Linked DNA regions of Homo sapiens: region 1 is linked to region 2. Evidence: read pairs that join two places in POLR2A ChIA-PET (ENCODE). Cell type or tissue: GM12878. All regions are shown on one strand. Links, peaks and the distances in the headings refer to the core of each region. The heading gives the core; the rest is flanking DNA.

Evidence for each region. Peaks named below come from ENCODE experiments on the same cell type or tissue, not always from the same donor. Only the 100,000 strongest peaks of a DNase experiment are listed, where the experiment ranks them.
Region 1: POLR2A ChIA-PET joins it to region 2 with 7 read pairs; 3 of 35 experiments call an interaction of 5 or more read pairs at or near these places.

What each region holds. Positions count from the first base shown.
Region 1 is chr1:40,932,137-40,947,268 of GRCh38, forward strand. It overlaps the pseudogene LOC100128362 and the pseudogene UBE2V1P8. Among named protein-coding and RNA genes, the nearest start is that of CTPS1, 40 kb to the right of the region's middle. RefSeq lists an enhancer at 12,695-13,194. In GM12878, for the core only: no CTCF peak of the experiment used is centred there; no DNase peak of the experiment used is centred there.
Region 2 is chr1:40,802,756-40,817,887 of GRCh38, forward strand. It overlaps KCNQ4 (potassium voltage-gated channel subfamily Q member 4), which reads left to right. Exons shown (of 14, transcript NM_004700.4): 2 at 14,510-14,600. It also overlaps the pseudogene RN7SL326P. Among named protein-coding and RNA genes, the nearest start is that of KCNQ4, 27 kb to the left of the region's middle. RefSeq lists a silencer at 1-26 and an enhancer at 10,620-11,119. In GM12878, for the core only: no CTCF peak of the experiment used is centred there; a DNase peak (open chromatin) is centred at 6,956; H3K27ac peaks cover 821 bases.

The DNA of each region.
Region 1 (15,132 bases), core at 5,746-10,745, 130 kb after region 2:
ACACCCTTTGCAATTTCCTGCCTGCATGCTCTGCACAGGTGGGTCTTTCTTTCCACAAAGCCCTTCCTCCCCAACGCCTGTTTACTCATCACAGGAGGCCCAGACTGGCCGACCCCTCCTCCAGTTGGTAGAGCTGACTCCCTCCCCTGGGCTCCCTCAGTCTGTGTCCTCTGCCCCACCCTTGCTCTTCCAGTCCTCCCAGTGAGCATTCCTGCAGGGCTGCCAGCCCTCACTCTCGCCTCCCCAGCATCTGGCCTCCCTTGCTCCCCTGCCCCCACCCGAGATCCATTTGAGTCCTATCTATCTGTTCCCAGGGGACCACCAAAAAACATTTCCTCTAAGAACCTTTTCTGTATTCCTTAGTCAGGTAAAAAATAAACAATAAATAAAAATCTGTTTTCCTCGTGATTTTAGTTAAAGGTCGCTAAGGGTAAGGTCCATATTTTTGGTTTCTCCACAGTGCTTTGCACTTAGTAAGTTCTCAGTAAATGCATGCTTAGACATACATTCCACCATATTTATTGAACACCTATCATGTGTCCTGTGCTGGATGTTGGGGGCATAATGGGAAACACAACAAACCTGGAAGGCAATAAGGGAAGTAGGAAAAGCTAGGATTCTGGGAGACACGGCTTGCTTCTGAATCCTGGTTCCACTACTTACCAGCTATGCATCCCTGAACAAGTTACTTGACCTCTTTGTGCTTCAGTCTCCTCACTCATGAAACAGGGAAAGAAAAAGTATTTGTCTTGAAGGGTTACTGTGAGGATTCAGTAAGATGATACATAAAAAGTGCTTAGAACAGACCCAAACACATAGGAAGAGCTATAGATGTGTTCAGCGATTGTTATTGTAATAGACAGCTTTGCCTCACAGAGTTTAGTTTAATAGGAAAGACAGACGTTGAATGACCAATTATACTAGTAACTATTTATTTATTTATTTATTTATTCGAGACAAGGTCTGGCTTTGTAGCCCAGGCTGGAGTGCAATGGTGCAATCATAGCTCGCTGCAGCTTCAATCTCCTGGGCTCAAGCCATTCTCCTGCCTCAGCCTCCCAAGTATCTGTGACTACAGGTTTGAGCCATCATGCCTGGCTAAGTTTTTCAAAATTTGGGTAGTGACTGAGTCTTACTGTGTTGCTCAGGCTGGTCTCGAACTCCTGGCTTCAAGTAATCCTCCTGCCAAGGCCTCCCCAAGTGCTAGGATTGCAGGCATCAGTCACTGTGCCTGGCCCTATTTATGCTTTCCTATTTATGTTTTTGATAAATGTTGAGAAGGAAAAGTACAGTGCACAATGGGAGAATAAAACAGATGGCCCAGGCTTGTCCCACGGTTCAAGGAAAGCTTCTTGGAGGATATGCCATTTAAACTAAGACTGAGGATAAGCATCAGTTGCCAGGCCAAGAGGGGATGGAAGGGCATTCCATGCAGAGGGAACAGAGTGTGCAAAGATACTGAGCCAGGAAATAATTTGGCATTTTGGAAGAACTCAGAGAAGGCCAGAGTGGCAAAAGGGCAGGGAATGAGAAGGCAGAGGTAGAAGATGAATTTGCAGAGGGGGGCAGACCATGCATGCCCTGGCAGGGCATGTAAGGATTGAGGGCTTTATCCCAGGAGCATTGGGAAGCCTTTGAAGGTTTCAATCAGAGCAGTGACCAGATCATATCTGCGTCTTAACAAACCATTTCAGAGACTGGTAGAGGATACCAGTAGGAGATTGATCCAGGTGAGAGAAGACAGGGGTTTGGACTGGGGTGCTGGCTGTGGGGAAGGAGAGAAATGCAAGCATGAAAGAAATGGTGAGGAGATCAAAGAAATGACAGAAATAAGTGACTGATGGAGAATGGGCAGCAATTGGAAGAGAGAACTGCTGAGAATGCGTCTGGACTCATGGCCTGAGTGGCTGAACAACTGAAGATGAACCCGCTCACGTGCAGGGAGACGTGATGCATTCAGTTTAGGATATGCTGAGTTGGAGGCTGCAAATGGGGTTACTCGTTTAAGGGGGGGTAAGAATAATACAGAAAGTTAAATCATGCTATATTAAGAATATAAAAGTAGGCAAAGTAACTATAGGTTGAACAGAGACTTTGGGTTGAGAGAGAAATAACTTGTATAATCTATCAAAAAAGTCTGAGTCTGTCCCTTTTTAATTTATATTTATTTATTTATTTATTTATTTATTTATTTATTTAGAGACAAGGTCTCGCTATGTTGCCCAATCTGTTCTCAAACTCCTGGGCTCAAATGATCCTCCCACCTTCACGTCCCAAAGTGCTGGGATCACCACTCCAGGACACATTTTTTTTTTTTAATGGAAAAGATGTCACAAATGGAGACCCAGTTTAGTACAAAGGAGATGGGGGTGGGGCGTTTTGGTAGGGTTCAGGGCACTGTGGATTCTCAGCAGTCACTGACTCTTACCAGTCCTGGAAGTGCGTCAAGCAGCTGGACAGAAATCACAGTGTGGACACTGGTTGGCACTTAGGGAACTCATTCATTCGTTGACTTTACAAATATCTATTTATCTGTCAATGTTCTAGGGCTCAAGGAGCTAATTCCTTAGCTTCTAACTGGAGGAGACAGACAACAAACACGTGAGTGCGTAATTTAACATCAGATCAACTGCTGTAAAGGAAAAGAAAGTCAAATCAAGGGTTAAAAAGTGCTGGGAAGAGCTCCATGATTTGAGTGGTCAAGGCCTCTCTGAAGGACAGACATCTGATTTCCAATAAAACAATTAAGAAATTACATATTTCCTTTTGTTACCTTTAAATTTATATATTAAATAGCTGACAAAAAATATTTAAAGCTTAATAGAGCATAAAATAAAGGCCATAAAAATGAACAATGAAACCAGTAGAAATCAACAGAAAATCGATGGAAGAAAATGGTAACAAAAGAATTTCAGATCATTCCAAAAGCAGTAACTCAGTAAGAGGAAAAGATAAATTTGCAAAGCAGGTATAAATAGCCTTCTGGAGTCTTTGGTAATCCAATTACTAAAAAGGAATAGGTGGGTACAGTTGTTCATGCCTGTAAGCTTAGCACTTTGGGAGGCCAAGGTGAGAGGATTGCTTGAGCCCAAGGGTTCGAGACCAGCCTGTGCAACATAGCAAGGACCCCCAAATCTATTTTATTTTATTTTTAAATAAAATTTTTTTCTAGCCCATAAGATATGGCAGAAAGACCCCATAGCAAAAAAAAAAAAAAAAAAAAAAAAAAATTAGCCAGGCATGGTGGCATGCAGTGCAGTCCCAGTTAGCTACTCTGGGGGCTGAGGCAGAAGGATCACTTGAGCCCAGGAGTTAGAGGTTACAGTGAGCTATGATGGTACCACTGCACTCCAGCCTGGGTGGCAAAGTGAGACCCTGTCTAAAAATAATAACAATAGGCTGGGCACGGTGGCTCACACCTGTAATCCCAGCACTTTGGGAGGCCGAGGCTGGCAGATCACCTGAGATCGGGAGTTGGAGACCAGCCTGACCAACATGGAGAAACCCCATCTCTACTAAAAATACAAAATTAGCTGAGCGTGGCGGCTCATGCCTGTAATCCCAGCTACTCAGGAGGCTGAGGCAGGAGAATTGCTTGAATGTGGGAGTGGAGGTTGCAGTGAGCCGAGATCGGGCCATTGCACTCCAGCCTGGACAAGGAGAGTGAAACTGTGTCTCAAAATAATAATAATGAATAATAAAAAGGAGTAGATCATGGACACAGTGGAAAAAATATTTACTTTTGCTGAGTTGACACACATTACTGAACTAAGAAAGCATGAAACTTACAATGTACCACTACAAAAGAACATTGATGACAAATGGATAATGAGAATCAATTAAAAGAAGATTTACAATTAATTGTACAAGAAAATTGAAAATGTCCTGAAAGAAACTTGATGGAGGTTTTCACAACTTTGGCAACAATCTTAATAATTGAAACAACATGACCTAAAGTCAGTTATGATGCTAGACGAAACTTTACTAAATTACCAATTAAAAAGTATTTTTCAATAAACCATTTCAGAAGAAAGAGAGAATCCTCTCTCCCTCCTCTCTGTAGAAACACAAAATTACAAAAAAAAAAAAAAATTTAAGTTGTTATATTGGAGAGGCAACCAAAGAAAATGTAGCCAACATATAGGATATTATAGAGGTATGTCAGATGGCAATTAATGAAAATTTATGTATTTTTCTGGATTCTGTGACTTTTGAGCTATTTGTCAGCTGCTAAAATCTTATCTGTTGTGATTTATTTTCTCATTACAAATAAACCTTCATGTTTATACCTGCATTTGTTAGCTACTGGTAGAGTACTGCTGTGTAACATATGGTCCCCAAACTCAGCGGCTTACAAGTATTTATTGGCATAGATCTGCAGATCAGCTGGGATGCTTTAGGCCACAGCAGCTGTGAGCTAGGTTATCTAAGCTGGGTCAGCTGGATGGCTTTGCTCCCTGTATCCCTCATCTTCCTCCTGGGACCACTGTGCTAACCAGTGAATGCCCTCATGTTGAAGACAAGGTACAAAGAAGAAAGACCCAGACTCAGAAGTAACATGCTGTCACTTCCACTCAATCCCATTGGCCAATGCAAGTTACATGGCCAAGGCCAGAGTCAAGAAGAGTAGAAATACACTCTGACACTTTAGTGGCCCAAACTGCAAAGTCATATGGCAAAGATGTAGACCCAAGGAGGGGGGAAGTATTGGGTCCAGTAATGCAATCTCCTGTAGTACCTAATTTTGTACTTAGAATTTTGCAGTCTTTTTCATAAAGAGCCCTCCTCACCATACAAACACACACACACACACACACACACACGCACAGACACACACACACTTATATAAACCTCAGGCTTTCACAAAACCTGGATCTGTCCCTGCTGGCTATACTCTTTAGGGTGCCTGCTTTAATAACAAACACTGCAAATAAGAGCTTCATGAGTAATTTTTTCTGAGCTCGCAAGTTTATTATGAAAACTCTGCAGTGCTCTTGTGCAATAAAACATCACTTTACAGGAAGGGGCAAAAACAGCTCTGTTCAAAACCACTCACTAGGTTCTGACAATAACGAAGAATGGCATGTGGCTCAGATTTGAGAAGGCGACAAACTGAGTGGAGGCAAGTCTTATAATTAAATTAAATGGTATCCCTGAAAATAAACAGAACGATTTCAAAACCCTTAAGTAGAGGGGAGGGCTTGGCATTTATTTTTTTTAATTTCATTAAGTTCCAGTGATCCAGTGATTGTTTTCTGCTACCCCTATGTACAGTCATGCTGAGTAAAGCTATAGCTAGATGGAGGTTAAATTGTATTCACAAAGTGAATTTACATCTTATTATCTGCGGTCTCTCAAAGAAAGCAAAAGTAACTGCAAACACCATGTTGCTCCAGCATACAATGAACTGGTTTATTCTAAAGTGATCACGGCTTGGTGACAAAAAGCTTTGTATTTTTATATGGCACAGCTTTTAGTCCATGTGAAAACAAATTTTTTGAATGTTAACTATTTTCTGACACTTTGGAGTTACTGTTGCTGTCCCCATTTCCATTAAGTCAATATACAATTCATGGCAATCCTGTTCAAATTTAAAATTCTTTTTCTTTTTCTTTTTCTTTTTTTTGAGATGGATTTTTGGTCTTGTCTCCCAGGCTGGAGTGCAATGGCACGATCTCGGCTCACTGCAACCTCCGCCTCCTGGGTTCACGCGATTCTCCTGCCTCAGCCTCCCCAGTAGCTAGGATTACAGGCGCATGTCACCATGCCCGGCTAATTTTGTGTTTTTAGTAGATTTTAGTGTATTTTGTATTTTTAGTAGATTTTAGTGTATTTTATATTTTAGTTTCACCATGTTGGCCAGGCTGGTCTTGAACTCCTGACCTCAGGTGATTCTCCCGCCTTGGCCTCCCAAAGTGCTGGGATTACAGGCGTGAGCCACCATGCCCAGCTTAAAATTTCATTACAGGAAGTAATCTGGGGTACAATGAGTAACATGTGGCTTGCCTCTGTGAGGTGCTGGGTCATACTGCAAAAAAAGAGTATTTTAGAGTATTATCAAGTTCCATGATTGCAGTGTGATTACCACAATGATAGCAATAGTTTGGAGTACTGAAGATGGCTACTACATTCCAGTCATGACACCAGTTATGTCCCACCATCACCAGCTGGTGAGCTCTAGACACCAACCTGAGGCCACTGGCATGATTAAATGTCTCAGGAGTATCTTGCCCAAAGGTGTAACCATCTCCTCAAAGAGATATACCCCAGCCACCATGGTCATCTGGATCTGAGTATAGCAAGTCACCCATTGGACCCTCATGGGGAATTTTCTGTAGGCAATTCAGTGTTCTGATGTGATGCAGTGTATCTACAGATGGCGACAGGCCACCATGGAGACAGAAGAGCTGCCCATCCCCCAAGGCAGTGAGAGGAAGATGGCCTGTAAAGGCCGGGCATGGCGGCTCATGCCTGTAATCCCAGCGCTTTGGGAGACCAAAGCAGGTGGATCACTTATGCCCAGGAGTTCAAGACCAGCCTAAGCAACATGGTGAAAAACTCATCTCTACAAAAAAATACAAAAAATTAGCCGGGCATGATGGTGCACGCCTGTAGTCCCAGCTACCTGGGAGGCTGAAGTAGGAGGCTCACTTGGGCCAGGGAGATTGAAGCTGCAGTGAGCCATCTTTGTGCCCTTGGACTCCAATCTGGGTGGCCCAGTCTTTGAAAAAAAAAATCTGGAAAATATTTCTAAACATTTGCATTTCCATGTTTTCTTAAACACTCTTCATAGGAATGATAAACTTGTGTGATCTGCCTGCTCTCATGATTCCTTGGAAGAATGGTGACGCATTCATGGTAAGAAACCTTAACAGCTAGGAGCAGCATAACTATTTCAATTGAATAATATCCTCTGTCAATATAATCTCCTGTAAACAAGTAATTTGTATCTGGTAATTTTCTATTAATTTTTTTTTGAGACAGGATCTCGCTATATTGCCCAGGCTGGTCTTGAACTCCAGGACTCAAGCAATCCATCTGCCTTGGCCTCTGAAAATGCTAGGATTACAGGTGTGAGCCACCACATCCAGCCTGTATCTGTATCTGGTAATTTTCTATTTTTGTTTTGGTTTTTTTTTTTTTTTTGAGATGGAGATCTCACTCTATCACCCAGGGTGGAGTGCAGTGGCACGCTCTCAGCTCACTGCAACCTCCGCCTCCCAGGTTCAAGTGATTCTCCTGCCTCAGCCTCCTGAGTAGCTGGGAAGCTAATTTTTGTATTTTTAATAGAGGCAGGGTTTCACCATGTTGGCCAGGCTGGTCTCCAACTCCTGACCCCAAATGATCCGCCCGCCTCAGCCTCCCAAAGTGCTAGGATTACAGGCGTGACCCATCACGCCCGGCCATCTGGTAATTTTCTAAACAGTTCCATGAGAACATGAAATTGCCCATGCTTATCTCCAGAGACAGTGACTGGACACCAAACCTCTTGTGCATTGGATTCTTCTGTCAGGATTTCTTTAGCCTCCTTGCAGAGGCTCTTGACCTGGGACTTGGATAGCTACTTTCTCTGGTTCAGCTGCTTGATCCACTGGTCCAGCTCCTTGGAGAACACCTCATCCATGATGCCACCTGCCCGAGCTGGCTGCTGCACACGGGCCACATGCATCTGTGGCCACTGACAGTTGCTTGGTGCTGCTGCTGGCCCACAGACTCTCCACAGTGCTCGGCCAACAACTACTGTGTCTCTTCCCTACTCACTCTGGCTCCAGAGCTTGGTTCTCTGAAATCGTGAGTATTTCGAAATACTTGAAACAACAAAGTTCAATTGAGTTCAAAGTCCACTTACATCATTGCAAGCAATTTCATTCATTCATGCCAGAAAAGCAAGTACTGTTAGAGTCTTCCATTAAAATTTCAATTTCATTTTAAAATTTTGCGCAGGAATTTTGTGTAGCTGTTTCAGACAAAAAATCTAAAAATTGATGTGCACAGAAGGAAGCTCAGATCTCTAAATAAAACTTTTGAAAAGATTTTATTTGGAAGTATTTACAAATTCACATTTAATATCTTTGCTAATTGTTTTTCAGGGGTATCCCAGGCCCATGAAATTAGATGATTATAATCCTTGGTTTATGGTACATTCTTTTTTTTTTTTTTTTTTTTTAGACAGAGTATTTTACTGTCACCCAGGCTGGAGTGCAGTGGTGCGATCTCAGCTCACTGCAACCTCCGCCTCCTGGGTTCAAGTGATTCTCCTGCCTCAGCCTCCCGAGTAGCTGGGATTACAGGTGCACGCCACCACGTCCAGCTAATTTTTTTTTGTATTTTTAGTAGTGATGGGGTTTCACTACGTTGGCCAGGCTGTTCTCAAGCTCCTGACCTCAAGTGATCTGCCTGCCTCGGCCTCCCAAAGTGCTGGGATTACAGGCATGGGCCACCACGCCTGGGCAATGGCACATTCATAACAGGTCCAGGGCCAGCATGGTGGCTTATGCCTGTAACCCTAACACTTTAGGAGGCTGAGGCAGGAGGGTGGCTTGAGCCCAGGAGTTCAAGACCAGCCTGGGCAACATAGGGAGACCCTGTCTCTACAAAAAGTAATAACAAATTAGTTGGGTGTGTTGGCATGAGCCTATATTCCTAGCTACGTGTGAGGCTGAGATGGAAGGATTGTTTGAACCCGGAAGTTCGAGGCTGAAGTGAGCTGTGATTGTGCCAATGTGCTCCAGCCTGGGTGACAAAGTAAGACCCTGTCTCTAAAAACACTTTGTCTCTGAAAAAAAAAGAAAAAAGAAAAGAAAAAAAAGAGGCCAGGCCTGGTAGTGGCTCATGCCTATAATTCCAGCACTTTAGGACACCAAGGTAGGAGGATTGCTTGAGGATTTTGAGACCAGCCCAGGCAACACAGTGAGATCCTCACCTCTACAAAAAATAGAAAAAATTAGCTGGGCGTAGTGTCACAGGCCTGTAGTCCTAGATACCTGGGAGGCCGAGGTGGGAGGATAGCTTGAGCCTGAGAGGTTAAGGCTGCAGTGAGCCATGATTGTGCCACTGCTCTCCAGCCTGGGGCACAGAGCAAGACCACTTCTCAAAAACAAACAAATAATAATAATGTAACATCTCACCCCAAACCAAAGCTAGTACCTTGACTTTTTAGGTACAAATAACCATACGTGCATCCCCTGCAGCATGGATCCGGGACATTTTGCTTTTGTGGGCCTCTTCCTAAACACACATATACACGTGCACAAAAATATATATGTATACCAGACGTGTACAAAAATATATATGTATACGTATATTTTATGATTGCATTGGTAATAAAGAATATGTTGTTATATAGTAAAACATTTTCTTTGAACTAAAAAGTTCATTAGTTTCTTCTGATTAAAAAGATAATAATGGCCGGGTGCGGTGGCTCACTTCTGTAATCCCAGCACTTTGGGAGGCTGAGGCTGGTGGATCATGAGCTCAGGAGTTCGAGACCAGCCTGGGCAACATAGCGAGGCCCCCGTCTTTACAAAAAATACAAAAATTAAAAATTGGTCAGGCATGGTGGCGCGTGCCTGTAGTTCCAGCTACTCGGGAGGCTGAGGCACGAGAATCGCTTGAACCAGGAGGCAGAGGTTGCAGTGAGCTAAGATAGCACAACGGCACTCCAGCCTGGGCGACAGAGTGAGACTCTGTCTCAAAAAACAAAACAAAACAAAACAAAAAACACATTTTCATGGACCTCTAAAAGTATTTTGGGCCCTAGGCATGGTGCCTATGGTGCTTCATGGATGAGTCAGCCTTCCTTCCCTGGCACCAGGTCCCCATCAGCCTGGGTCCTGTCTGCTCACCATTCTCGTTTTCCTTGTTATAATTTCTTGCAATAATATGTATTCCTTAAGAGTACATTTTTGGTTATAGCACAACTTATATGTTTCAAATGGACCAAAATTAGTATCATTTACAGTATCTTAAGATAAATTTCCTTTGAGTGAGCTTCTTTTCCTGTACTTTGAGGTCTACGAGATGTATCTAGAAAATTTACTACTGTGGAAAATGAAGTCGTTTAAAGCAAACTCCAGGGGGAAGGAAAAGGGCCTGTGGTTTTCCTTTTGGATAATTGCTGTAATGCTGTCCTTCAGGCAGCTGAGGGAGTTTCATGTTTTCACTAGACATCTTTAGGCGCTGAAGCTCTTGCAGGACAACTTTGATGTTATATGGATTCTGCCATTTTGCTAGCACTAATAAGGTTCTTGGTCCACCACTCCATTAGAACTACTAACTCCATTCTTATTAATTTTTGTTACAAATCTTACAAACGGAGGTGCTGTGGAGTATTTAGGTCCATATTCTATTTTTGTAGCTGCATATTCTGTTTTCATAAATTGGCTACCATCTTGTGTTGCTGTTGCTCAAAGGCTCAAAAGAGTACTTTTAATGTTAGTCATTTTTAACTTCGCGAAATAATATAATCTTTTTTTTTTCCCTGATACGGAGTCTTGCTCTGTCACCCAGGCTGGAGTGCAGTGGCACAGTCTCGGCTCACTGCAACCTCTGCCTCCCGGGTGCAAGCGATTCTCCTGCCTCAGCCTCCCGAGTAGCTGGGATTACAGGTGCACACCACCACGCCCAGCTAATTTTTTGTATTTTTAGTAGAGACTACGGGGTTTCACTATGTTGTCCAGGCTGATCTCGAGCTCCTGACCTTGTGATCCGCCCACCTCAGCCTCCCAAAGTGCTGGGATTACAGGCGTGAGCCACTGTGCCCAGCCTATAATCTTTTGAGATCTACTTTTCTCACTTACTATTAGATTGGCAAGATTAATTCATATCTGAGGCATGTCCCTGCAGTTCATTCATCTTGATTGCTGTCTATTGTGTACCATACATGAGCATACCAAGGTCTATTCATCACTGTCCTATCCCATTTAGCATAGGGTGTGTTTTCATCCTTTCCTACAGGAAAAAAACAACCCCAGTACTTCAATGGCTTGTTGTAGCAAACATTTATTTCTAGTTCTCATTCTGTGAGGCCAAGAGTCAGCTGCAGCTCTCCTAGGAAAGGGTCTTTTTCCAACGAAGAGGCCTAGCAAGGTGAAGAGGGAATTAATAATTATGAGCAAATGCAACTGATCCCAGATGGTTTCCAGTTTTACTGAATGGACAGTGCAGCTAGGGTAAAACTGCTGGGTTATAAGCTATAAGAATGTTTGGTTTTAGAAGATTATGCCAGACCTTTCCATAATGGTGTCACCAATTTAAATTTCCACCAGCAATATGCAAGAGATCCTGGAGCTCTACATCCTTCCAACACTCCATATTATGAAACTTTAAACTGTTGAAAATTGAAGGGATGTAAAATGGTATTTCACCGAGCCTTGGTTTGTGTTTTCCTGATCACTAACAACGTTCGACATCTCTTTAAACTTACTGGCTATATGTGTTTCTTCTTCTCTTAAATGCCTGCTTGGCCAGCCATGGTGGCTCACGCCTGTAATCCCAGCACTTTGGGAGGCTGAGGGGGGTGGATCACCTGAGGTCGTGAGCTCGAGATCAGCCTGACCAACATGAAGAAACCCCGTCTCTACTAAAAATACAAAAACTTAGCCGGGCGTGGTGGCGCGTGCCTGTAATCCCAGCTACTCGGGAGGCTGAGGCAGGAGAATCACTTGAACCCGGGAGGTGGAGGTTGTGGTGAGCCGAGATTGTGCCATTGCACTCCAGCCTGGGCAACAAGAGCAAAACTCCATCTCAAAACAAACAAACAAACAAACAAAAAACTCCTGCTCATACCTTTTGTGTCCATTTTTCTTTCTTACTGAATTGTAGAAGTTTTTTGTTTTTTTTTTTTAAGGGGCTTGCTCTATCCCCTAGACTAGAGTGCAGTGGTATGATCATGGCTCACTGTAGCCTCGACCTCCCTGGGCTCAGGAGATCCTCCCACCTCAGCCTCCTGAGTAGCTGGGACCACAGGCAGTCCACCTATATTTTCTACTAATAGTTTTAAAGTTTTATTTTTTTAAATTTAAGTCCTTAAAACATCTAGTGCGGATCTTTGTTTATGTTGTGAAGTAATTTTTCCAGCTCTGTTTATTGGCCCATCCTCCCTTTCTTCGCTGTGATATGCCACTCCTGCCGCATATATATACCATATATATGTGGATCTGATTCTGGTCTCTCTACTCCTTCTCAGGGGTCAATGTGTCTGTCCCTATGTGGATACCGTACTGTCTTAATGGCTGTAGCTTCATCGTGGGTCCTGATTCCTGGCAGGGGTGATGAACCCTGCCCCACTCCACCCCCGCTACTCTGCCCAGTAACAGGGAGAAGCACCCTCTGCTGGCTCTGCTCCTTCCAAATAAGTGGCCTCAGGCATACTGTCTATTTCCCTTTTGAATCTTGGTATTCTTGTGCGTAAACCAGGGAGTAATGATTCTACCTCATAAGAATGTTCTGAGCATCCAATAAGACTGTACATAAATAAAGCTTCTGGCACAGCGCCTATTTGTTGGGCCTGAATGTTTGTGAAATGGGGTCCAGAGACGTTCAATGACGTGCTCAAGGTCACAGGACCAGACCCATAATATGCTGTCTTCTCACTGCTGAGCTTCAAAGACCATTTCCAGACAAGTTAGCCTTCTCAAGAGTCTTTCTTCCATTTTCTTCCCTTCCAGGAAAAAACAAAGGTAAGAAAGAAAGAAAGAAAGAAAGAAAGAAAGAAAGAAAGAAAGAAAGAAAGAAAGGAAGGAAGGAAGAAAGCAAGCAAAGCAAAGCAAAGCAAAGCAAAGCAAAGCAAAGCAAAGCAAAGCAAAGCAAAGAAAGAAAAGAATCCATTTCCAAAAGCTCACAGCATACCACAGTTCCCAATGACTGCATCTTTTTTGGCTTTTTCTTATCTAATGGGAACGGAATGAACTGGATCAGGGTTTCTCTAACAATGTTGGAGAGGAAGTCAGGTTTATTTAAAATTTAACTTCTTTTGGCTCTGTTACCACTGGCCTTGGCTGAGCCATGGCTCGAGGGCATCCGAAAGCAATGAGATCCGGGCATGGTTTCCAGGAGAGTCCCTGGGAGCAAGTTCAGTGTCCCTGAACTTGTCATCATGAAAATTGCAGTGGCCTTGAGGGTTAATCACTGAAGTTAGCATGTAAAGCTGGGTCTGCATCTGTGTTGTTCCCTCTGTCTCTCCTGATCCCACACAGCCAAGACACAGAGCAGGTGCGCAGTGTGGAATAAACAAAGGAAAGTGGGCGGAAAGATTTACAGTCACCTTGAGGAGACTGTTTGGCCTCATTGTAGAGACATTAACAGAGCCAAAGAAAGGGTGTGCAGCTTCTCAGGAGATTTGTTGCTATTATAGTGAGAAAGGTTTGGAAAAGATTATGAGCATGTTCAAAGTTACGATAATTAAAGCGTGTTAGCTCAGAAACTGAAGACAAAGAAGTAAAGTGGAATTGAATTCACAAATAGACCTAAACACATAAGAAAATCTGGTGTATGATAAGGGTGGCATTTCACATATGTAAGGGGAAACTACATGTTGATGAGCCATCTGGAAAAAAACCAAACTGAATCTCTAACTTACTGCATGCACTGAAATAAATTCCAGATGGATTAAGTATGCATTGGTAAAAAACAAAACCATAAACATGCTAGAAGAAAATATCAGAGAATGTTTTCCTAATCATGGAGTGGAGAAAATCTTTCTAAAATATGACACAAATCCCAGAAGTTATCAAGGAAAAGATGGACAGATCTTACTACATAAATATTTTTAAACTTCTGTAGGGGGAAAAAACATATGCAAGGCAAATGACAAACACTAAATTATAAAAAATACTGATTTGCTTTCCACATGGCAGATGAGAGCTAATAACCTGATATGCAAAGACCTCCTACAAATCAACTTAAAAAAAAAAAGTACAGGCTGGGTGCAGTTGCTGACGCTTGTAATCCCAGCACTTTGGGAGGCCAAGGTGGGCAGATCACAAGGTCAGGAGTTTGAGACCAGCCTGGCCAACATGGTGAAACCCCATCTCTACTGAAGTTACAAAAAATGAGCCCAGTGTAGTGGCACACACCTGTGACCCCAGCTACTTGGATGGGTGAGGCAGGAGAATCACTTGAACCTGGGAGGTGGAGGTTGCAGTGAGCCGAGATCACGCCATTGTACTATAGCCTGGGCAACAGGGTGAGACTCTGCCTCAAAAAAAAGAAAATTAATTAATTATTTTAAAATATTTAAAAAGTACAAAGGAAGGAAGAAAACCATGAGTAAGAAAAATATAATCAGGCGTGGTGGCTCACACCTGTAATCCCAACACTTACAGAGGCCTAGGCGGGTGGTTCAGTTGAGGTCAGTAGTTTAAGACCAGCCTAGGTAACATGGTAAAACCCTGTCTCTACCAAAAATACAAAAATTAGCCAGGCATGGTGGTGGGTGCCTGTAGTCCCAGCTACTTGGGAGGCTGAGGCAGGGGAATCACTTGACCCTGGGAGGAGGAAGTTGCAGTAAGCCAAGATCACACCACTGCACTCCAGCCTGGACAACAGAGTGAGACTCTGTCTCAAAAAAAGAAAAGAAAAGAAAAATAGACAAACGACATGGGAAAATACACTTTATAGAAGATGACATTCAAATGGCCAATCAACTCAGGAAGAGATGTTTGACTCCACAGAAATCCAAATGAAAACAACAATGGGATAATATATTTCATGTATCAGACTGCAAAAATTAAAAGGCACCCAGTGTTGGGGAGCGTGTCAGTTGGTATCTCATCACTCCTGGGGCAAATGCAAATTGCAATATTATTTTTGGAAAGAAATTCATCTATTTCATCAGAACTTTATATTTATGTGCCCTTTGATCAAATCCATTCCACCTTTGAGAATTTATTTTATTGAAATAATGGCAAAAGTGAGCAAAGAGAAATATATAGTGGTTCTTTGCAGCATTGTTTATAATAACAAAAGACAGGAATTGCATGAGTATCACCAGAGAATTGGGTACCTCATGGTGTGTCCATACTATACAGCTGATAAAAAGAATGAGGGAGATCCATCTACACCTGCCAACATGGAAATTAGTTCTCCGTTTGGAAGACAAAGCAATTTGAATAACAGGTATATTGTATATCT
Region 2 (15,132 bases), core at 5,056-10,055:
GAACCCAAGCCTTTCTGCAACCCCTCTGTAGGTTCACCCAGGGGAGACCCCTGCCTCCAGACTGCCGGACCAGGGATCATTGGTCCCATTAGAAAGACGAAGAAACTGAGTCCTGAGAGGGACAGTTAACTTGCTAAAAGTCACACAGCCAAGGCAGAGCAGAGCTGAATTCAAGCCCATTCTTTTGACTGAGATACATTTAGGGACTGTCTGCCTCATTTAGAAGAGGAGGGGGCATCAGGACCAGAGATACAATTTGTCCCCTTCCCCCTATCTCCAGCACGGTTTCTGTGGTTAGTAAGTTACTGGAAGTTCTGCTTATCATTATTCAATTATGGGAGGGTTTTGGAGGTAGAAGGAGGTCCCTCTAAACTTTCCATGTAAATGAAATGTAAAAGACCCTCTTCTGGGGACTCCCAGAACACAGAAGTCCCTGAGGACTGGCAGCTTCAGGAGCCGTCCACGGCCTTGCTTCCCATTAGGGAAGCTGGAATTGCCAGTCCCAGATGGATCAGCAAAAAATAGGGCCCTCAGAGACTCCCACCCAATCCCTTCCTCCCACTGAGGAATAAGCTGAGACTCAGACACAGTTTCCCAAGTCTTCAGCTGACTGGTGGCGGAGTCAGGAGACAGAACCCACCGACCCAGCTTTCTAGCTGTGTCCACGCCCTTCTGCTTCTCCCTCTGCTGCCCCCCAATCCTGACACCTCTCTCACAGCCACCACTCAGGATCCTGCCTCCATCAGCTGGGCCTGCAGGCTGGGCAGCCTTTCTCTTTACAGGCGGAGGAAACTAAGAAGAGTATCTGCAGATGTCCTCCCAGCTTCCAGTTAAAGACCCTCCCAACCACCCTTCCACCTTAGCTGTGGGTCAGGCCCAGAGAAGCTGCGCTCCTGGCCTCGAGTCACACAGCAAGCCTTTTCCAGCTTGCAAAGCCCACTGGATTCAGTCTGGCTGGTCCTGGATTTGGGGTTCCCACTGGGAGCATGGCTCTCAGGGCAGCTGTAACCAGATGCCCCAGGTGTGGCCTGTGAGTTTGCATGCTGCTTTGCTTATTAGTAACAAAGGCATTGAAACCCCTCTTCCTCATTGTGTCCCCAAACCACCCACTGGGTGGGGTCCTCAATGGCTGAGTCTACAGAACTCCTGGGCTGGGCTCAGTCTTGGCACCTGAGCTCCCCAGGGAACTCTGCCCTCCACGGTGCTCCTCTTCGACCCTGTCAGCTCTTGGTGCTCTCTCTGCCCTGGAAGTACTGAGAACCCAGTGGCAAGGACTAACTCTTTCCCTTGTCTTGGACTCTTCCCTCCCTCTCCCTCCCCCAATATAGTGCACAGGTTCTGCTGACTCAGAGGACAGAAGGCTCCTTTGAGGTTACCCTGACCCCTGCCAGGTTCAAGTAGCTGGGAAACTGGGCAATGCTTGAACCCACTGCCACAAAGTCACATGCAGCAGGAAGGGCAGGGGCAGGTCCCATCTTGGCCCCAGGATGAGGGAATTTTTGAGGTGGGAGTGAGAGGCAGGTGCCTGAGTCCTTCTACAGACAGAGGAGAAATCCAAAGAACATTGCATTAGGAATCAGGAAATCTGGGTGCCAGGCCCAACTCTGTCTCTGATCTACTGTATGATCACAGGTAAGCCAGGCCCCTCTCTGGGACTCAGTTTCCCCATCTATAAATGAGAAGGTTGGTTAATCTCTAAGGGACCTTTCAGTGCCCAGATATAGCCAGTATCTGGTCATATCTTGCCACTTCCGCTTCCCCTCATACAAGTCACCATCATCAGCTGGTAGTGGCTCATGCCTGTAAGCCCAGCACTTTGGGAGATGGAGGCAGGAGAATTGTTTGAGCCCAGGAGTTCGAGACGAGCCCGGGCAACATGGGGAGACCCTGTCTCTACAAAAAATAAATATAAATTAGTCGGGCATGGTGGCACCCACCTGTGGCCCCAGCTACTCAGGGGGCTGAGGCTGGCGGATTGTTTGAGCCCAGGAGGTTGAGGCTGCAGTGAGCCGTGATTGCACCACTGCACTCCAGCCTGGGTAACAGAGTGAGACCCTGTCTCAAAAAAAAAAAAAAAAAAAAGTCACACAGGGTGAAGTGGCATGTGCCTGTAGTCTCAGCTACTCAGGCAGCTGAGGTGGGAGGATCATTTGAGCCCAGGAGTTCTGGGCTGTGGTGAGCTATTCCAATCAGGTGTCCACACTAAGTTTGGCATAAATATGGTGACCTCCTGGGAACAGAGGACCATCAAGTTGCCTAGGGAGGGGTGAACTGGCCCAGGTCAGAAACGGAGCAGGTCAAAACTCCCGTGTTGACCAGTAGTGGGATCACACCTGTGAATAGCCACTACAATCCAGCCTGGGCAACATAACAAGACCCCATCTCTTAAAAATAAAAATAAACAAAACAAACAAACAAACAAAAAGTCACTGGCATCTCTTGCCAGGATTATACTTTCCAACTCACAATGGGGCAAACGTCATTGCTCCCTCCTCCCCTCTCCCCCACCATAGTCCGTTCACTCAGCAGCCTGTGTGATCTTTTTAAACATAAGGAAGATTGAGCTACTCCCTGCTCAAACTCCCCATCTCACTCAGAGTAAAAGCCAAGATCCTTACCATAGCCAGTAGATGGTCCGCTTTCCACCTCCCCTGCCTCTCTGCCCTCACCCCCCACCACTCTCCCCTTGCTCATTCCACTCTGGGATCACTCCTTTCCTGGTAGTTCTGGAACACAGAAGGCACCCTTCTGGCTCAGATGTGTTGGATTTGTTTTTCCCTCTGGAGGTGGGATGGGGGTTAAGGGAGCATGAGGTGGGGGCTCTGACCTAAGCCTGCCAGTCTGAGCTCATGCTCAGACACAGCATGAGTAAAGGTGGGGAGGGGAAAAGAGCGCGTTTGCCATTGTCAGGGACAGAGCTATGATAATGCAGTGCCAAGTGTCAGGTTGGGTACCGGCTAGTGAAGAGCAAGTTGGCCTGGTGGGTGGGGCTTTCCTTGCAATCATGCTAAGGGGTTTGGGCCTGGGCCCACAACTCAGTGGATTTCACACTTTTTAAAAAAACAGCAAAGCTTTTTGTTCACATGAAATTTTTTTTTTTTTTTAAGATGGAGTCTTGCTCTGTCGCCCAGGCTGGAGTGCAGTGGCGCAATCTCGGCTCACTGCAGGCTCCGCCTCCTGGGTTCACGCCATTCTTCTGCCTCAGCCTCTGGAGTAGCTGGGACTACAGGCGCCCACCACCACGCCTGGCTAAGTTTTTGTATTTTTAGTAGAGATGGGGTTTCACCGTGTTAGCCAGGATGGTCTCGATCTCCTGACCTCGTGATCCGCCTGCCTCAGCCTCCCAAAGTGCTGGGATTACAGGCGTGAGCCACCGCGCCCGGCCTCACATGAAATTTTTACGCCAAAGCCAGCATGTAAAACTGAGCCACCCGAATCTGCACGGAGCTGCTCAGTGGAACCGAGGGAAGGTTTCCACTAGCCATCTTGCTTGAGTTTCTCAAATCCTGGCTGCCTAAATTCCACCCCATGTTTCCCCTTCCTTTCAATGGCATCCTGCTTGGGAGGGCCCACACCTCCCTGTTTGAGAAGTCAGCTCTGTCTGGCCAGTCCCAACAGATGGATGCCCCTGTGTCCTCTTTGTTCCACTCTGGCTCTTGTCAACACATTGCTCAGCCCACTGACCTGGTGCAACAGGTAGGCAGGCTGGCACGGCAGAAGGAAGCAGACAGAACAAGTCGGAAGGTTTGGGGCTGGTGCAGGTGGGAGAGGAGGAAGCTATTCCTCATCAAACACCTTGTCTAGAAGACACTGCCTTTCATGTCCCGTGGGACAGAAACCATTCAAGCTGGCTCAATAAAAACTGGCTTCTGTACTATTACATTTGGGATAAAGAAAAAGAAAAATTGGCTTCTGGAGGTAGAGGACAGATATGGTAAGGAAAGAGAATTCTTTAGAGGCTTCAAGGCAGAAAGCACATTTTGGATTCATGGGATAGAGAGCAGGGGGATGAGGTTCCAGCGTAGTGCAGTCTCATGGCCCATCTCTCTGCACCTCTGCCAACTTTCCTCTGTGGTTCTTAGTTCCATTCCTGCGAAAGACAATCCGATTGGCTCAGCCCAACCTATGGGTGGGCCCTTCTTGGGTCAGTCTCCAGCTCTCCATGAATCTGTGGCGGCCAGGAGAGTGCTGTGGAGCCAACCGCAGGGCTGTCATGTGTCGCTCTGCAGTCTGGGCGCCACAAAGGGGCCGGCTGAGAGGGCTGAGGGGTGCTGGAATCCAGCCTATGCCCAGGGGTGGGGCAGCCCAGGGGAAGGGATGCCTGTGCTAATGGGTCCGTCTAGAGGGGTCAAGTTTTTATAACTTGTCAGGCTAACGGGAATGCTTTTTTTCTAAGCCATCCTCCAAGAGGGGGCATTTTTTTCATAGTTTGTTCTATGTGCTGGCGGCTGCTGTCCCTCCAGGGACAGCCTCAGGGAAACTCAGCTGAGGGCCAACTCTCTCCTTTCTACCCCACTGCTGGAGAGTCACAAGGCGGAAGGGACTTTGGCCATTACTGAGTAGTGCTCCACCTACATGTTGCAGACAGGGAAACTGAGGCTCCATCAGGGCCCCATTGCAATTTCTAAGCCCCAGCGCAAGCCTCTGGCCCAGAGAAGCAGCAGCGGCAGTGGCGGCGGCCCTGGTGTGGGGCCCTGGGTCACGTGCTCTTGCTCCCTTTGCCATATTTAGAATCGCTGGATCAGGGGAAACTTCTCCTCCCAGCCCCTGAGGATTCTTGGAAAGAGCCTCGCTCTGAGGCCTGGCTTACTGCCCCTCCCCTTATTCCCCTGCAGGAGAAAGTAAGTGCCTGCTCTCTCTAGAAGAGTCTGGGGGCCTCCAGGCTGCCCCCCTTGTCAGGAAGTGCCTGTCAAGTCTAGCTGAAGTCCCTTCTTCGGTATCAGCTCCGGTTTGGGGTTTAAGGAGCCCCTTTCTTCCAGAAGGTGATGGTGGCCATAGCTTCTGCCCTCTAGGGACCTTGGCTGAATGGAGGACAGACTGGCCTCAGGGTCCTCCAGCTGAGGGGAGACAGAGCCCTGCCTTTGGGCCCTGGTCTAGGGGGCAAGGAAAGAGTCACGCGCTCCCCAGGCCAGATGCACAAATCACTTGAGCTTGGGGGTTGGAGACCAGCCTGGGAAAATAGCAAGACCTTGTCTCTACTAAAAATCAAAAAAAATTAGCCAGGTGTGGTGGTCCCGGCTACTCAGGAGGCTGAGGCAGGCAGATTTCTTGAGCCTTGGAGAGTGATGCTGCAGTGAGCTATGATTGCACCACTGCATTCCAACACAGGCAACAGAGCAAGACCCTGTCTCAAAAGAAAAGAAATCAGGGAAACTGCTGGTGGCTGGGCAGTCCCCAGACACTGGCAGGGCTCAGTCTGGGAGGGACGCTGGAAAGACGAGGGAAGGAAGGAGGCTCTGGAGGAAGGAGGGGGCAAGGCCTGGATCTGTATTTACCTTGGCCTTGGTGGATACTTGGGGGTGGGGAGCGGTCCTCTTCTCACACAGGCTGCTTCCTACTGGATAATCAAGCCTTAAAAACAAACAGCAACAAAAAACCTAAATAAAACCCTGAAATGCATGTGTTGAGTGCCTGTGATGTTCCAGGTCTGAAGAGCCATCCTCGCTGCTGAGGATAATGGTCCTGTGCTCCCATGGGACCCCTCTCCAGGCGTGGTCTTTTCTCCCACCTTCCTCTCCCAGCTCCATACCTCCTCCATCTCTTCAGATCCCCCACCCCACCCTCCTGCCCACTTCTGAGAGTTGGGCCTTGCCTCTTCCCAGAGCAGTCCCCAGTGAGTAGGGGCTGTCGGCCTCCTCCCTTCCCACAGCCTCCTCCCACCTACATGCCTTCCTGTCCCTGTGGAAGCTGGAGGGATCCTTCCTACTCCACACCAGCTCCTCCCTGGCTCTGGATCCCAGCCTCCCATCTTCCTTGGGGACTTCATTCCATTGACTACTCACTCTGTCTCCCCGCATCTTCAACTTCTCCTTCTTGATCTCTTGGCTCCTTCCACTCTGGCTCTCTCATCTTAAAAGAAAAGAAAAAGATTCCCTATACCCTGCATCCTTCTCCAGCTACGATCTCTGATCTCTTCTTTGCAGTCAAACATCTTCAAATTGTTAAACCTACACTTACTGTCTCTACCTCCTCACTGCCCCTCCCCTTTCTCACTTTTTCTGGGCCTGTTCTGGTCTTCCTCTCCTTCTGAGAGAAGGCTGCCCTTGCCAAGGGACCCAGTGACCAATGTGTCACCAAATCCAGAGGACATTTTTCACGCCTTATCTCACTTGACCTCTTGGCAGCATTTGACACTGTTGTCTACTCCCGCTTTGAAACATGTTCTTCACGTGGCCTCTCTGACACTTCTCTCTTCTGCTTTCCCTCCCAGCTCTCTGGCTATCCCTCCCAGTCTGCGTAGAGGGCCTCTGTTCCTGCTGCACCGCTGGGGCTCCATCGGGTCCTCCTCTAACTTTGCTACAAGCTCTCTGGACTGTCTCAGCTGCTCCTGTGACCTCAGTCACCACCTCTACCCTGATGTCCCCCAGATCTGCATTTCCAGCCGGGTCTCTCTCTTCATACCCATGGAGTGTTTGCCCAGTGCCCATAGCCCTCTCTCTCTCTCAACATGCCCACCACCCAACACCTGCTCCTCCAGTGGGGTCTCCCCCGTCCCATGAAGGCACTCATGGCACCTTCATCCATCCAATGCCCAAACCAGAAATAGAGAAGTTGTTCTCCTTCCTAGTTCCCGTTTCCAGTTAATCACCGAGCCCTACTTCCTGCGGTGTTTTCCAACCCATCCACTCCTCTTCCCTGCTGCCACCACCCTGGGCCAGGCCACAGTCATCTGTCGTCTGAGCTATTGTGGAGCTTTCTTGGTCTTTCTGCTGAGTCTTATCTCCTTTGATCTATTCTGTGTACTTCCCCAAGTGGTCCTGAGATGCAAATTGGACTGTGTCATTTCCTCTCTTAGAACTCCACAATTGGCCAGGTGCGGTGGCTCACGCCTGTAATCCCAGCACTTTGGGAGGCCGAGGCAGGTGGATCACTTGAGGTCAGGAGTTCAAGACCAGCCTGGCCAACATGGTGAAACCCCGTCTCTACTAAAAATACAAAACTTAGCCGGGCGTGGTGGTAGGCACCTGTAATCCCAGCTACTCGGGAGGCTGAGGCACGAGAATCTCTTGAACCCAGGAGGCGGAGGTTGCAGTGAGCCAACACCACTGCACTCCAGCCTGGGCGACAGAGTGAGACTCCGTCTCAAAAAAAAAAAGAACTCTACAATGACTCCCCATTGCCTTTGGGATCATGTTCACAGTGCCTGAGAATGCTACTCAAGGCCCCTGGGTCTGGCCCTCTCTGGTTTTTCCACTGCCCCCTTCACTTTAGGCCACACCATCCAGAACTGCTGGCCGTTCTGGGCTGCCTCGACGGCCACATTCCCACTGCTTGCACATCCTGCTTCCTCTGCCTGGGGCACCCCGACCCCTGTCCAGTTACCTCCTCCAAGAAGTCTTCACTGATCCCTCCACTTTGGTTGTGCGGAAGGCTTCTTGGGACTCTCCCCGACCCCTTGAGTACACTGTCATGGCCTCGTCCATCCCGTCACCACTGTGTCATGTTCTGTGTTGTTAATTCCTTGGGACCTGGATTATTCATTTCTGGTTTTACAATAAACCTGGCTGAGTGTAGGTGTCTGAAGTGAATATAGCCCAGAGAGGTCAGGTGACAACCTCTTTTCTGCTGTGAGATGCCCTGCCATCTTTCCTACCCCCATCATATCCCCATCTCTCTGGCCTGGCCTCCCAGCAGCTGTCCCTCCAGGGACATGTTGGACATGTCGAGAGAGAGAGCCGTGGACACTGGGCAAACGCCCAGTGGGTATGAAGAGAGAGACCTCAGCTGGATCCAGGGACATCCCCAGAGAATCTGGAGCTGAGCTGATGGCCGATCCTCTCCACCCCACTGCTGGAGAGTTACCAAGCTACAGGGACCTTAACCATCACTGAGTTGTCCCCGACCTTTGTGTGTGTTTCTGACAGGGAAATTGAGGCCCAGAGCATTAGTAGGGCCCGGTGGTCCAGGTGGTCTTGGGCTCAGGTCCTGCGCTTATGACTTTGAACAAGTCATACCTTTCTTTTCTCATTTGAATAACAGCTTTATTGAGATATAATTCACATACAGTAAAATTCCTCCTTTTAAAGTGTTCAGTTCAGAGGATTTTAGTGTATTCACAGAGCTCTGCAGTCACCACAGTATACGCCTCTGAACCGCCCTCTCCTTATCAGGGTGATGATGGTACGGTTCCATGGGGTCACTGTGAGAACTCATTAAGAACATGCATTTAGAGGGCTTGGCACAGTGTCTGGCCAATAGGAAGCCTTTGGCCAGCAGGAGCAGTTATGGTTATTACTTCAGGTCACCACATGAGAGCCACCTCCCCAGCAGAGCTTTCCCCCTCCTGCCCTGTGGCCGCTTCTGGACAGTGACTTGAGGAGGTATAAATGTGGAGAAGGCGGTGATTGCAGTTGTTTAAAAGCCCTGAGCTGGCTAATAATTGAGTCAGCTGCAACTGCTCCCATCACCTAAGCCAGTGATTCTCAAAGTGTGGTCCCCATAACAGCAGCAATAGTATCACCAGGGACCTTTGTAGAAAGGCATATTTTCCACTTCAAACTTACTGAATCAGACACTGTAGGAATAGGTCCCAGAAATCAGTATTTTAACAAGCCCTCCAGGTGACTCTGACACCCACCGTAGTTTGAAAACCACAAATCTAAGCAAACCATTCACTTTTTCATCTCTAATCCTCTTGCTCCCTCCTGAACGAGTGGGATAGTCATGGGATGGGGAGATGGGGGAAATGGAGAGGAAAGGTTGGATAAGCCTTGTGATCAGACCAGCTGGGGAGAGCCAGCCAGGCAACACCCGCCTGTCTCATTCTGCCTCCTGGGCTGGGCAGGGAGAAAGAACATGGGCCACAACTTGCAGGCAGACATGATGGGCAAAGATGTCCTAGAAAGTGGCCGCTAGTCTGGCCTGTCTGCTGGGGAGATTAGAGAGGGCCCAGGCCAGCCAGCACCCATGTTTCATCTATATTTGTATAGATGGAGAAACTGAGGTCCCAGAGGGGGCCAGAGAGAATCCTTAGAAAGTCCTTTGTTGGATGAATGAAGCCACACCCTAGTTGTGGCAGGCATGAGACCCCAGCTAAGGGGCTCCTTCACCTTGTCTCCTCTACCCCTGACCTCCAGATACTGATCTCTCTTCTGCTGTCCCTGTGTGAGGACCACCCCCACTCCAGGAAGGCCAAGGCAGCTTGAGGGTCAGCCTGAGCTGGGGTTCTAGCTGCAGCTCTGCCACTGATTCACTGTGTGATCCTGAACAAGTCTATCCCTCCCTGAGCTCTATTTCCTCAGCTGGAAGATATGGATAATTATTCAGGTGCCTGGAACACAGGATCTTTTCTTTTTTTGAGATACAGAGTCTGGCTCTGTCCCCCAAGCTAGAATGCAGTGGCGAGATCACAGCTCACTGTAGCCTCAACCTCCCTGGCTCAAGCGATCTTCCCACCTCAGCCTCCCGAGTAGCTGGGACCACAGATGCACACCCCCATGCCTGGCTAATTTTTGTTTTGATTTTTTTTGTAGAGACAGCATCTCACAATGTTGCCCAGGCTGGTCTTGACCTCCTGGACTCAAGCAATCCTCCCACCTTGGACTCCCAAATGTTGGGATTACAGGCATGAGCCACCGCGCCTCGTCCCAGGATGTTTTCTATTAGTCCAAGTATATCCCTTCAAATGTAATGAGAGTATCAAGGGTATAGAAACTCTTAGCCAGTGGGTTAAAGCAGGGAGAAGTGAAGTTTGGGGGCTTTTTAAGCAGCGTCCGCCAAATGGAGATGGTCAAGGTCAGAGGCGTTACTTTTTAGGAAAGACATGGGGCAGCCAGAGGAGTCAGGGATGGATGTGCTTTGGGGACCTCTTCAGTGGGTACAAACTGGAGGCTTTGGCTTGGTAACATGGTGTTTTGATGTTTGGTTACAGTGAACTCCTGCTATTCATTTACTTAGTCTTTCAATAGTGCTGTGAAATCAATCAAGCAATCGGTCAGTCAGAATAAGGGGCAAGAGAGTGGAGATGAGGCCATTCTTTCAGAGAGGGGATGGCTGGGGAGGCCCCTCCAAAGAAGTGGCATTGGAACAGACCTGGGTGAGGCAGAGGAAACAGTAAAGCAGGTTCAAAGCCTGGAGGTGGAAATATGTTAGGTGTGTTCCAGGACTGGCAAGGAGGCCAGAATAAGTGGGGTGCAGTGAGCCAGCAGGAGAGTGAAGAAGGTCAAGTTTGGAGGCGGGGGTGGAGGCACAGACCTTGCAGGGCCTTGTTGTCAGTGCCGAGGAGTTGGACTTTCCCTCTCTAAGTGCGATGGAAGTCCGACGAGAGTTTTGTGGAGAGCGATGGTTTCCAGCTGTGCATTGTGGGAAGATGACCCTGGCTGCGTTGAAGGGAGTGGTCACATTCAGGCACAGTGGAGGCAGGGAGGCCAGGTAGGTGCCAGATGGTGGCGGCTTGGTTGGGATGGTGCGACCTGGCCTGCCCAGGGATAGATTCTGAAGGTAGAGCCAATGGAATTTGCTCAGAAGGGGATGTGCAGGGGGAGGGAAAGGAAGAATGAAGGAGCCTGAGCCCTGGGGGAGCCGTGGTGCCGTTACTGAGATGGGTAGGCTGGAGGTGAGGAGGACTTGAGGACAAATTGAGAACTGGTGTTTGGAGGTGTTGGGTTTGAGAGGCCACCAGACATCCAAGAAGAGTCATTGAGCAGGCATTTGGACACACGAGCTGGACACCTGGGAGAGGCTGCCACATCCTCACTCCTGCTAAATGGCAGAGGCGACTGTGGTCAAGGGGTGGGGCAGGATCCAAAGTGGGCTTTTCTTGTTTTTGTTTTTGTTTTTGTTTTTGTTTTTGAGACGGAGTCTCACTCTGTCGCCCAGGCTGGAGTGCAGTGGCGCAATCTTGGCTCACTGCAAGCTCTGCCTCCTGGGTTCATGCCATTGTCCTGCCTCAGCCTCCCGAGTAGCTGGGACTACAGGCATCCGCCAGCAAGCCCAGCTGATTTCTTGTATTTTTAATAGAGACAGGGTTTCACCGTGTTAGTCAGGATGGTCTCGATCTCCTGACCTTGTGATCTGCCCACCTCGGCCTCCCAAAGTACTGGGATTACAGGCGTGAGCCACTGCGCCCGGCCTTTTTTTTTTTTTTTTTTTTTTTTGAGATGATGTCTTGCTCTTGTTGCCCAGACTGGAGTGCAATGGTGCCATCTTGGCTCACTGCAACCTCCGCCTCCCAAGTTCAAGTGATTCTCCTCCCTCAGCCTCCTGAGTAGCTGGGATTACAGGCGCCTACCAACACGCCTGGCTAACTTTTGTATTTTTAGTAGAGGCGGGGTTTCACGATGTTGGCCAGGCTGGTCTGTAACTCCTGACCTCAGGCTATCCACCCACCTCGGCCTCCCAAAGTGCTGGGATTACAGGCATGAGCCACCGCACCCAGCCTGCATTTTAAATTTTATATTAGTTTGTTATTACCGAAACAACCCATGTTTGTTCCAAACAATATATTAGGAAATACTGGCTGGGCGAGTGGCTTACATTGCCAGCTCTGGGAGGCAGAGGCGGGAGGATCACTTGAGCCCAGGAGTTTGAGACCAGCCTGGGCAACATAGTTCAACCCCATCTCTACAAAAAATTTAAAAATTAGCCGGGTGTGGTGTCATGTGCCTGTGGTCTCAGCTACTCAGGAGGCTGAGGTAGGAGGATGGCTTGAGCTCAGGAGGTCAAGGCTACAGTGAGTCGTGATCATGCTACTGCACTCCAGCCTGGTTGACAGAGTGAGACCCTGTCTCAAAAAAAAACAAAACAAAACAAAAAATAGAAAATACAGATAAGCAGAAAGCAAAACAAAAGCCAAATCACTTAATTTTACCACCCATAGATAAGCCTTGCTGACTCTGGGTACGTGTGTAAAAACCATCTCTGTTTCAAACATTGGGATCACATTGCCGTTAAGGTTTTATAATCTGCTTTCCTTTTTTTTTAAATTGTGAAGTGGAAATTTTATAGATGTGTAATTACTGACATGGCAAGAAAAGTGTTAATGATGGCCAGGCTTGGTGGCTCACGCCTGTAATCCCAGCACTTTGGGAGGCCGAGGCAGGTGGATCACGAGGTCAGGAGATCAAGACCATCCTGGCCAACATGGTGCAACCCCGTCTCTACTAAAAATACAAAAATTAGCTGGGCACGGTGGCATGTGCCTGTAGCCCCAGCTACTCGGGAGGCTGAGGCAGCAGAATCGCTTGAACCCGGGAGGCGGAGGTTGCAGTGAGCCGAGATCACACCACTGCACTTCAGCCTGGTAACAGGATGAGACTCCATCTCAAAAAAAAAAAAAAGCAAAAGGAAAAAGAAAAGTGTTAATGAAACATTCAAGAAGAAGTCCCCAGAGTGGCCCACTGCTGCCTGAGCTTCTGAGGTCAGCTGAGAAACGGGACTGGAGGGTGTCTGTCAAGGCCGGGGTAAAGTCTTAAAAAGTCCTGGCTGTGGCCATTCCCCGAGGAGAGGGCTGCATGAGATAACCTCATGAAGGACCCTTCTGGTCCTAAACCCTGCTTCAGCTGCAGTCCCGATGCAGGTACATGTGGCCGCTGCCTTTTTTGTGATTAATTATTGAACATGAGGAGCTGGTGCTCTTCTCTTCTGTTCTCCCGTACCCCGTGTTTTTGCTGACTCAGCTCTGGTCTGGAACTGGCCGAGGAATAAGCTCTTCTCGAACTCATTCACTCATAACACTTTACCGACATCTGCCACCTACCTTCTCAAACCAGGGGTATTTGCTGGGATACACTTGCCCCCCAAAAAGGTCAGGAACCCCTGTCCAGGAGGTGTAAGTGAGCCAGGGCAGTGCCACGCCCTTTGCATGTCTTCCTTCCATAGCCCCCACTTCATAGATAACGAGATGGCTCAGAGAAGGCAGGTGACAGTCTCAAAACCACACACACAAGCAGGACTGGGATCCAAACTCAGGTCTCTCTGACCCCGAGCTGCTGTCCTTAAGGTCACCACGAAACATGAATATAAATAAAGCCACATAGAAGGTGACTTGGGCCACACATAGGGAGGCAAGCATCGGGAGTTGGCAGTTCTGAAGGGGGGATAGTGGGGTGCGGGAATCAGAGGCTCCGTAGAGCTTTGTAGCATTTGTGTTCCTGTAGGCGTGGACGATGAGCAGAGTCTCGCAGGCACAGACATGAGGTGTTCTGCGTAGCATGCACCGTGCCAGCAACGGTGCAGAGGTGGGGAGACTGGGGACATCTGGGAAGGCTGGCGGGTCAGTACACAGAGATGTATTTCCAGAGAAGCCTGTTCCCTCCGGAGTCTCCTCCAGGGTGTGTGCATGTTCAGCACACCCCCATCCTAAAGAGGGGTGCTCCTGGAGGCCACCTCATTCGCCTCTGCTGTGTCTGCAGCCTGTGACCTCTCACCTCGCTCTCCTTCACCCATCCACATACCGCAAGGCCACCAGTTTCTCTCCTCATGCCCTTGGTCCTCTTCCCATCCACTGGGAGGTTGGGAACCCTGGCTCTAATCTCAGCTCTGTCCTGGGCACACTGGGCGACAAAGGGTGAGTCCTTCTTCCTCTTCGGGCCTGTTTCCTCGTGGTGCACTGGGGGATGAGGGAAGTATTGGATGTGCTAGGGTCTAAAGTTCCTTCCATTTCTATGTCTCTGGTTCTGGGCCACTCTGTAGTTTCATGCTGTCTGCAGGGAAGTTCCTGGCCTCGATGGCCCAGCTCCACACTGCCCAATTCCCCTCCCTACATCCTCTCCCTGCTGCATCATTCCTTCTCTACCTGTCCTCCATGATCCTCTTTCCTTTTCTAGCTGTCTCGTTACTTAATTCCACGAAGGCAGGGGCAGTTGTCCCAATTCTGCAGATGAGGCCAGGCTCCTGCCACTTTGGAGTGCATAAGAAAGAAGGTCCCTCCTTCATCCGCTGACCTTCCCTGAGCCCTGGGCTGACCTCTGGGGCACTTCTCCCAAGACATCTTAAAACCAAGCTGGGGCCAAGGCCACCACTTGTGGATGGCTAGACCTGGAGGAACCCTGAGTCAGTCTATTTCCACTGCCAGACCTGCTACTCACAGATGAGTGACTACCTCTCTGAGCTGCAGCCTGCAGCAGGGGGCAATTGAGATAGTTGTGAGGTCCAGTAGCTTGGGGCTTGAGGGCTGCTGCCTTTGGTGCCCAGCACAGAGCTGTAACTCCAGGGAATTCCAATTCTGATTTCCACATAATTTTCTGAAAATAATGTTCTCCTCTCTTGGCTCTGTAACCCCCTGCCAGGGGCACCTTGGCTGTCCTGTCCCTCCAACAATCTAACCCTCTCCCTCATGTTGTAATTGCAGATTTTTGCTGGTCTTCAGCTGCCTGGTGCTGTCTGTGCTGTCCACTATCCAGGAGCACCAGGAACTTGCCAACGAGTGTCTCCTCATCTTGGTAAGTGCTGGGAGTCCGGGACTGAGGGGGGCTGTGTGAGGTAGCACCTCTGGGCTGGGAGTCCGGGACTGAGGGGGGCTGTGTGAGGTAGCACCTCTGGGCTGGGAGTCCGGGACTGAAGGGGGCTGTGTGAGGTAGCACCTCTGGGCTGGGAGTCCGGGACTGAGGGGGGCCGTGTGAGGTGGCACCTCTGGGCTGAGGGCTGAAGGTGGAAAGAGGCTTCTCATACCATGGCTCAGAGAGCAGCTTGCTGTGCTGTGTTCCCTCAGCTGTGGCTGCCCCTCTCTGGGCATCATCTCCACTTTATAGCAAGTGTTGGGGGACCTCCTGCCTCTATGCAAGGGCTTATGATGGGTCCAGAATAGAAGTGAGTAGGCTCCACCCCTTCTCAGGACAAAATCTGCAAACTCCACGTGTGGTGGATTTTAGGTCAGTTTTTGCCTAAACACAAAACACCAAATGGAAGCCCCTCAGAGGGAGACAGCTGACAGCCAGCAACCCCTTTTGTCACCAGGTCAGAGTTAGGGAGTCT